Linked DNA regions of Homo sapiens: regions 1 and 2 are each linked to region 3. A link is a loop called in an ENCODE intact Hi-C map of the cell type or tissue named here. Cell type or tissue: Caco-2. All regions are shown on one strand. Region 1 overlaps ADGRB3 (adhesion G protein-coupled receptor B3). Region 2 overlaps ADGRB3 (adhesion G protein-coupled receptor B3). Region 3 overlaps ADGRB3 (adhesion G protein-coupled receptor B3).

Region 1 (2,500 bases), 68 kb after region 3:
AACCCAAAACAACCGATTCGTTTCTGGAGATAGAACTAGCTCATTTGGCTAATGTAAGTACCATCCACTGGGCACTGACTTGCTTATGGAATTACCTTTCTAACAGTCATTCTTTCAACTGATAACACCAGAATACATTTTCTAGACTTTTATAGTTGCAAATATATTAACTTGTTATGAGTATGTGTATTATAAAGAAACAGAATGATTATTCTATGCTTTTTTCATGATAAAATTCTCTTCAATTTATCCAAATGAGTATATGTATTATAAAGAAACAAAGAATGGTTATTCTATGCTTTTTTCATGATAAAATTCTCTTCAATTTATCCAAATAATAGTTAATAAATCATTTATCAGTGCACACATCTTTACCAAGCTTTGTGCTAGGCACTGGAGAAGATGAGGTGAGTAAAAGCCTGTTAACTGTAGTGGTGCTTACATGGTAGTATACAATTATCCAAAGCATTAAACTATATACTTAAAATTGGTGAGTTTTATCTTTAAATAAAACTTGATCTCACTATGTGGTAGGAAAGAAAAAATTTAAGTTGCATGCCACAGTAAAAGTTATAAACAGTGCAGAGGGGAATGATTAATTCAGAGGAAGGGGGTGCTGGGTGGAGTGGGTAGCGTGTAGAAATACTAAGTCAAGGATCAGGGAAGGCTTATTATAACTACCTAGGTGATCGCATTGTCTAAATCAAAATCTTTCATCTCAGAATGAAAAGAACCCATTCTTAAATCTATCCAACTGCAGCTGAAATGCTTCAGATTTTGTTCAGTCCTCTGTACAAATTTTCAATGTCTACTTATTATTTAAATATTCACTTCAAATACTTAAATCATTGAAGTGGAGGAGCAAGGAAAGTGATCCCTATGAAAGTCTTCCTTATTGTACTTTCATAGTTCCTGTATTAAAATAAGTCAGTTTCATGATTTACTTGTACATATTTTTATCCTTGCAAAGTTTTTATGAAGTTGACCTTTCTTTACATTGAAAAAAAAATAAAGGAAAAAGTGATTAAGTCATTATCCCAAGCCCATATAGTTAGTGAATGACATAGCATAATTTAAACTCACATTCTTTTGGCTGTAAAATTTGTGTATTTTCTACTATTGTGTAGTTTCTGATTTCCTGAAAAAAATCAGCCTTAGTTTTATAGAAAAATGATAATCACCTTTTCTGTGAATCACTTTTTCTAAGATGAGCCAGGCTTCCTGGATTATTTAATAAAAATTTCAAATCTCTCTGCAATAACTTTCAAAGATCATTTGATATTTAAACTATTTAACTTTAAACTATTCTAAATAGTTTAACTATTTAAACTATTTAACTTTAAACTATTCTAAATAGTTTAACTATTTAAACTATTTAAACTATTAGTTAATATTTAAACTATTAGGTGTTTTCCTGCTTTTGTCAAAATGTGACCATACTAGTTCTATCTAACCTTAAGAACGTGTTTTAGTTCTACAATATCTACCTCCTCATACCTTAGTATAGCCCTCATCTCTTCACTGCACTGAGAACTGGGAGACATTTTTAACTTCTGAACATTTGCTTTTGAATAAAGAATTTGTGTATTCAAAATTTTTTACAAAAATATATGTTTTTATTGTTTTTCTACAGTTACAAGTATTGGGAGAATGTAGTAAGAGATTAATTCTCTGTATCAGATTATAGAATTACTGAAGAAGCACCCAGTATCAGAATGTGTACTCTGTTTCTTATGCAGAGAACAGTTGTGCAAATGAATCACGAGACTTTGATAAAGATGAAATCATTATTTAGAACTTAAAGGACATGTTAAAGGAAGCTTTTTTAATAAATTAAAAAAGAGTAGTCTCAAAAATAGTGTTGAAATAGTCTCACTATTTGAGTATAATAAAACTATTTGAAATGAACGTATTTAAGCTTTGAGTCTGTCTTTTATGTTCTGGAAATGTGTTTTGTCAGCTGATTTACAGAAGATATAAACCATGTACTAAAAATATTTTCTACATATGGAAAACAAAGAACATAGTCAACAAATTTTATTAAGCACCAGCTAGTACTGGAATGACAATGAAAGTCAGCATGTAAGAATGATGAGATAATTATCAGAAGTCACTTAGAATTAATTGTGTCTTTCAGTATTTTGAGTAAGTGAATTGACCAGGTTCCCACGAGAATATATCTCCACTCTAGAAAGCCCATGTTTAAAATGTATGTATACATGTAGAAATCTGTTACAAAAAAGTGGATGGGGAGAGGAGAATAGAAAGAGGAACAATTTTATGCTAGAGAAGAAAAAGTCTCTAGGCGCTCTTGTTTGGAATCTGCCCGCCGTGCACATCGTGCCTCTTCTCAGAGGCTCCTCCAGTTACTGACCACACAACTGAGCCTCTCTGGGCTGCTCTGGACTCTTTTATTTAAAATATCCATCTCACTGTTGTCTGTACAATATATACAGCCCTTCTACTTTAGTGTTTTGAATTTCTAAAGCTTATTGTATTT
Region 2 (2,500 bases), 110 kb after region 3:
GAATTTTTGTTTTATTAGATTTTTTCAACATTTTAATAAAAATGTATAGGCAAATGAAATCATGTAAAGAATATGTTGCTCTTTTCTATAATATAGTATGGGAAGCTGTCACTTCTAACCAACTACTTTTGTGGTAAGAAAACAAAGAGTAACACTGAAAACACAATATGTGTTTCAGTAAAAATTTTCCTATTTGCTCAATAATTCAATATTTATTATCATATTTCATGGTAATACATTTCTGGAAGTTTATTTAAAAATTTATATTTAAACAATTAATTTGTAGTCTGCTCCAAGGAAGTTTCAAAAACATATGTGTATTATGTTTTACTGTTTCATTATCATCTGTTCATTTTCATCCAAAAGATATTTTTCTTGTGATTGGGAGACACCGGATATCATAATCAACATACAAGTTTTATGCTTTTGATAATATTTGAAAAGTGTTTTAACATTGTAGTTTATAGCAAATGACTTAATAATTGATCCTCAAGTAAGTGAAGTGGAAGGTTACTCAATACTAATGGTAGTAGGCAATATAGAATGGATGTTTGGTAGATACAACTTGTGCTCCACAAACTCTCAATTGCAAGAAATGTTTCATCATTCATTTTTCTTAAAATCAAATTTCATCTGATTCTGGACGCTTATCCTAGTGAGTTCCCTGGAAATTCCATCTACCATTATTGTACCACCCTTCCCTTTCTCCCACCTTTCCCTCCTGCCCATTTCAGCCTCTAAAATTTCCAGGGATCTAATGAAGACACTTGAGGACTTCCACTGGTACTGACTTCACTTTGGCTGCCATGGATGAGTAGCAGTGCTTCTGCTGCTATTTTGCCCTCCTCCTGGGCATGGAAATTTTTCTCAGAACTTGATTCAGACACATTCGTGTACCATGCAGCTATTTCCCTATTTCCTGCCCTCTCCTACTGTCAGTGTGAGTTCCTCAGGCCTACATCGCCCTCTGCCTCCTTCCTTTTGAAAAGTCTTGCCAGCTGTCTAGTCCAAGCTCATAATTTATCTCTTTCTCTTACCTCTCCCCAAACTCCCAGCCCCGTTTCTGCCAGGGCTAGTATTGCTTCTCAATACTATTGCTTCAGGCTTTTATAAAAGAAAAAACATTTAATATCCCAAAAATCATATAATGCAGTTACTAGTTTTATCTCTCTTTTATGAATGAGGAAATTGAGGGCAGGGCAGATGGAGTAGCATGCCCAAGGCTACAAAGCTAGAAAGTGTCAGAACCCAGATGTGAACACAGCCTAGCACCAGGGAGATCCAGTTACCTTGTTGAATGGGGGAAAACAAATATTAGAATAACATGCGGTGGCTCATACCTGTAATCCCAGCATTTTGGGAGGCCAAGGCGGGTGGGTCACCTGAGGTCAGGAGTTTGAGACCAGCCTCGCCAACATGGTGAAAGCTTATCTCTAGTAAAAATCCAAAAATTAGCCAGGACATGGTGGCTCGTGCCTGTAATCTGAGCTACTCGGGAGGCTGAGGCATGGGAGTCTAAGACAGAAGAATAGAAGAATTGCTTAAACCCGGGAGGCAGAGGCTGCAATGAGCTGAGATCGTGCCACTGCACTCCAGCCTGGGCAACAGGCTTTTTCTGTGAGACTGCGTTAAAAAAAAAAAAAAAAAAAGAAAAGAAAAGAAAAAAGAAAAGAAACTTTGAAGAAAATAAATTTGTTATGTTATTTTATGTTATTTTTATGTTATATTTTTATGTTACATTTATTACTAGTATTTGGCTAAGGCATGCCTGTCCATTCCAACCATGCATTTCCAGGCATATGCTTGTAAAGGAGTACAAGCTGTTTAATTAAACGGTGGTGTATGACAGGTCTAGGTTGAAGTTATATTTCTGCACCTCTATTTTCATTAGGCCTTATTTTTTCTGTCCGTATTAGTACTAAAAATGTAAGAAAATGCATTCGTGTACCCTCCTCCCTTCCATAAGAAAGTAAATCACCTTTTGAAAAGTATCTAAGTAAGTAAAAGCTTTTGCTCCTCAACCAACTTATTTCAATTACCATCACTGGTCAGATCCATTTGTTCACCAGGAGAATTCAATGAATCCAGCAGTTTGCCAGAGGCTTTAATCGTATGCTTTATAGTAAAGCCTGAAAAGGCACTTTCCCCAAGGGACTTGTGTAAAGGACTGAGCTGCTGGGGAAACATTCATCATGAATTATTTGTTTACACTTGCAGTATTTGGTAATGTAGAAATGACCAATGTGCTATTGGCCATGTAAAAGACAAAGGGAATGTCTAAATAACTGAAGGCAAATCACAGCAGGATGTAAACGTGCTTAGAGTCTTCTACTAGGGCAGCATCACGGTGTAATTCCTGACTCTGTGCATATGCAGCATGAAAACCTGCCTAGTAGAAAAAGAAAAATGGAAGAAATTTTGGACCAGTGCCGTTAGTTCACTTGAATATAAATGTAGCCAAATCCTCCAGTCTCTCAAAACTTGCATTACTAGATTGAGG
Region 3 (2,500 bases):
AGTACTCACCCAATGTCAGTATTGCCTTTGCCATTAAAACAAAGCTTATTGAATGGCAAACAAAGCATATTTAATGCAACTACAGTTTGCGTTTCAGATTAACTCTTTTTATGCTGTAGATTCAAAGGTACTTCTACAAAGACTGCTGAGTTCATTTCTGCATTTTCAGCATAATGTTCTTACTGCATCTCTGCATAAAGTTCATTAAAATAAAGATTTGGCAAAACTCCCAGATTAGGTTTTGTGTTCCTTCAGCCTACTCTAAATTTGTAAGTTTATTGGTATTTCCCTTGGAAAATACAGGATTTGTTTTGTTTTGTTTTGTTTTGTTTTGTTTTGTTTTAATTAGCTATTGAAGGAAAGAGGAAAACAAGACTTTTTAGAATCATGGAGTCTTTCATAAATAATACTGACACCCTAATTTGTATAGAGGTACATATATTGCTAAAATCATATGCATATACTGCTGAAAGAAACTGCTACGAGAATTATTGGTGCTGAATTCTATATTAAATCACCACTGTCCGTATTTAAAATTATAATTGTAAAAGTACATTGCCTGGAGTGGATGGAAGATTATTATCTTTTGAACATTTCAAAGATGCTTTTCTCTTACAAAGATGAAACACTTTTTTTCCTAAGTTTTAAATGTTAATAAAGTAACCAAGTACTTTTCCCTGCAGTTCTGAAATGCTTCTATTAATATTTACATTAAAAATAGCATTTAAAGTCTTTGACACAAAATATAAGTTGTGATTTCAAAAAAATTCTCATAAACTCTGTTCACAGTTGAAACATTAGGTAAAGTACTCCATGAAATAATCTCTAACTCTCAAAAGTGTAGGGCTTCAAAATTCTTATGTGTGCAAGTTCAAGAAATTAATGTGACCAGTTTATATTTAGAACATATTTTGACTGAGCTACTTATTTGTGTGCATAAATTCAATGAAAAATTCCATTAACCAGTTGCTTAGTCATTGACATTAGCTGGTTTGACTTAAATAGAGCAATTTGGCTAATTATCTTGTTTCATTTTAGTCTAGTCAGAAATAGGTTTCTCTCTTTCCATCCTACTTCATCAAAGGAAGTATACACAAAGTCCTAAGCACGTTGGTGTCCTCGTCATTGCCTCACAAATGGCAGCTGCATTTTCCTATGTCATTAACTTTACTGTTGTCTTTTGGGGCATCTGGAATGCCCTCCTTATCTGAAATTCCTTCCTCTCCCATCTCTGCCTGTCATAATTCTAGCTCAACTCTGGTAAGTCTTTCTGAACTCCAGATGACCAACCCCCACCTTTATCTGAAAATGATTTTTCTCTTATCTGAAATTTCAAAGAATTTTTATCTCTTGTATTCTACTTCCCACAATTTTATACAAAGAATTTGCAAATATTTACTGTCTTCTTTACTTGATTATAAACTCTGGTTTATAATCTTCATCAATATTCTTTGAACTTCACGTTACTTTAGTTTTTGCCATGTCCAAGGGCTCTGGGCATTTCTAATTGGCTAGCAACTCAGGATTAATGTGGCATAAACTAATCTTAATTCCAAGTTTTCTTGCATTTCTCCACTTTTTAAAAATAGAATTAGTAGTCCCTAGCTAGAATTGAAATGCCATCTTGACTTTTTCCTTTTCTCTTTTCTCTTGGGTCTGCCTACTTAATGCCTCTTTCATCCATTCTTTCCTCTCTCTTTCCACTACTGTCATCCAGGTCAGCCTCTAATTACCTCAGCCTACATGATTTCTGTGGCCTCTTCCTTTTGATCCTCCCTCGCCTGTTTACCTACATCCCTAGCAATGTTATATACTGTGGTACTATAATTTATCATAGAACAGCTCTGATTATGTCACTGTCTACTCAAAAACCTTTGGTAGAGCTTCAAGTCTTCCCGAATGACAACTTGAAGTCATTATACTGCCTCCTAGTACACTCCACATATGTAGGTTACCTACCTTTCCAGCCTCATGTGTGGATTACTCTTTCTCCTCACAGACCAGCCACTTGAGGTAAATGAACCACTTCCTGATTCCTGAAAGCACTGTATGTTCTTGGCTCTGGGTCTTTGCTTCCTCTGTGTTTTCAGACCGGCTTCGTCTATCTCAATCTGCTGTTGAAGTTCTCAGGTCTTATGGGCCTGTGAACTCCAAGAGCATTTCCTCTTCTGCATCTCATCATATCTTGTAGTATCAGCACTAATTAGCAAATCTTCGGAAAAAAAGACATGTTTCTGATCCATCTTTGGACCCTAGCCAAGTGCCAGCCCACCTCCTGCAAATAAGATTTCACATAGAATCCTGTCTATAGAAGATGTTCAACAAATGTTTGTTGAATGTATTAACAACAAAAGTAGTGGTAATAATCACAGAGGTATCCATGAACTTTTTTCATCCTTTTTCCAGTAGAAAATGATGAGAAAAGATAAAAGAGAAATTAAGTAAAATTAAAGGGAATATATTCTTTTAAATGTAGTTATGTGCAAGGTATTTTATTAAA

The links. Peaks named below come from ENCODE experiments on the same cell type or tissue, not always from the same donor. Only the 100,000 strongest peaks of a DNase experiment are listed, where the experiment ranks them.
Region 1: it touches region 3 in a loop (8-fold over the local background); 1 of 110 quality-filtered maps calls a loop at or near these places.
Region 2: it touches region 3 in a loop (8-fold over the local background); 1 of 110 quality-filtered maps calls a loop at or near these places.

Annotation. Positions count from the first base shown.
Region 1 is chr6:69,062,984-69,065,483 of GRCh38, forward strand. ADGRB3 (adhesion G protein-coupled receptor B3) reads left to right here. Exons shown (of 32, transcript NM_001704.3): 16 at 1-53. Among named protein-coding and RNA genes, the nearest start is that of ADGRB3, 430 kb to the left of the region's middle. In Caco-2, no CTCF peak of the experiment used is centred here; no DNase peak of the experiment used is centred here.
Region 2 is chr6:69,104,535-69,107,034 of GRCh38, forward strand. All of the region lies in intron 17 of ADGRB3 (adhesion G protein-coupled receptor B3), which reads left to right. Among named protein-coding and RNA genes, the nearest start is that of ADGRB3, 470 kb to the left of the region's middle. In Caco-2, no CTCF peak of the experiment used is centred here; no DNase peak of the experiment used is centred here.
Region 3 is chr6:68,994,559-68,997,058 of GRCh38, forward strand. All of the region lies in intron 11 of ADGRB3 (adhesion G protein-coupled receptor B3), which reads left to right. Among named protein-coding and RNA genes, the nearest start is that of ADGRB3, 360 kb to the left of the region's middle. In Caco-2, no CTCF peak of the experiment used is centred here; a DNase peak (open chromatin) is centred at 1,153.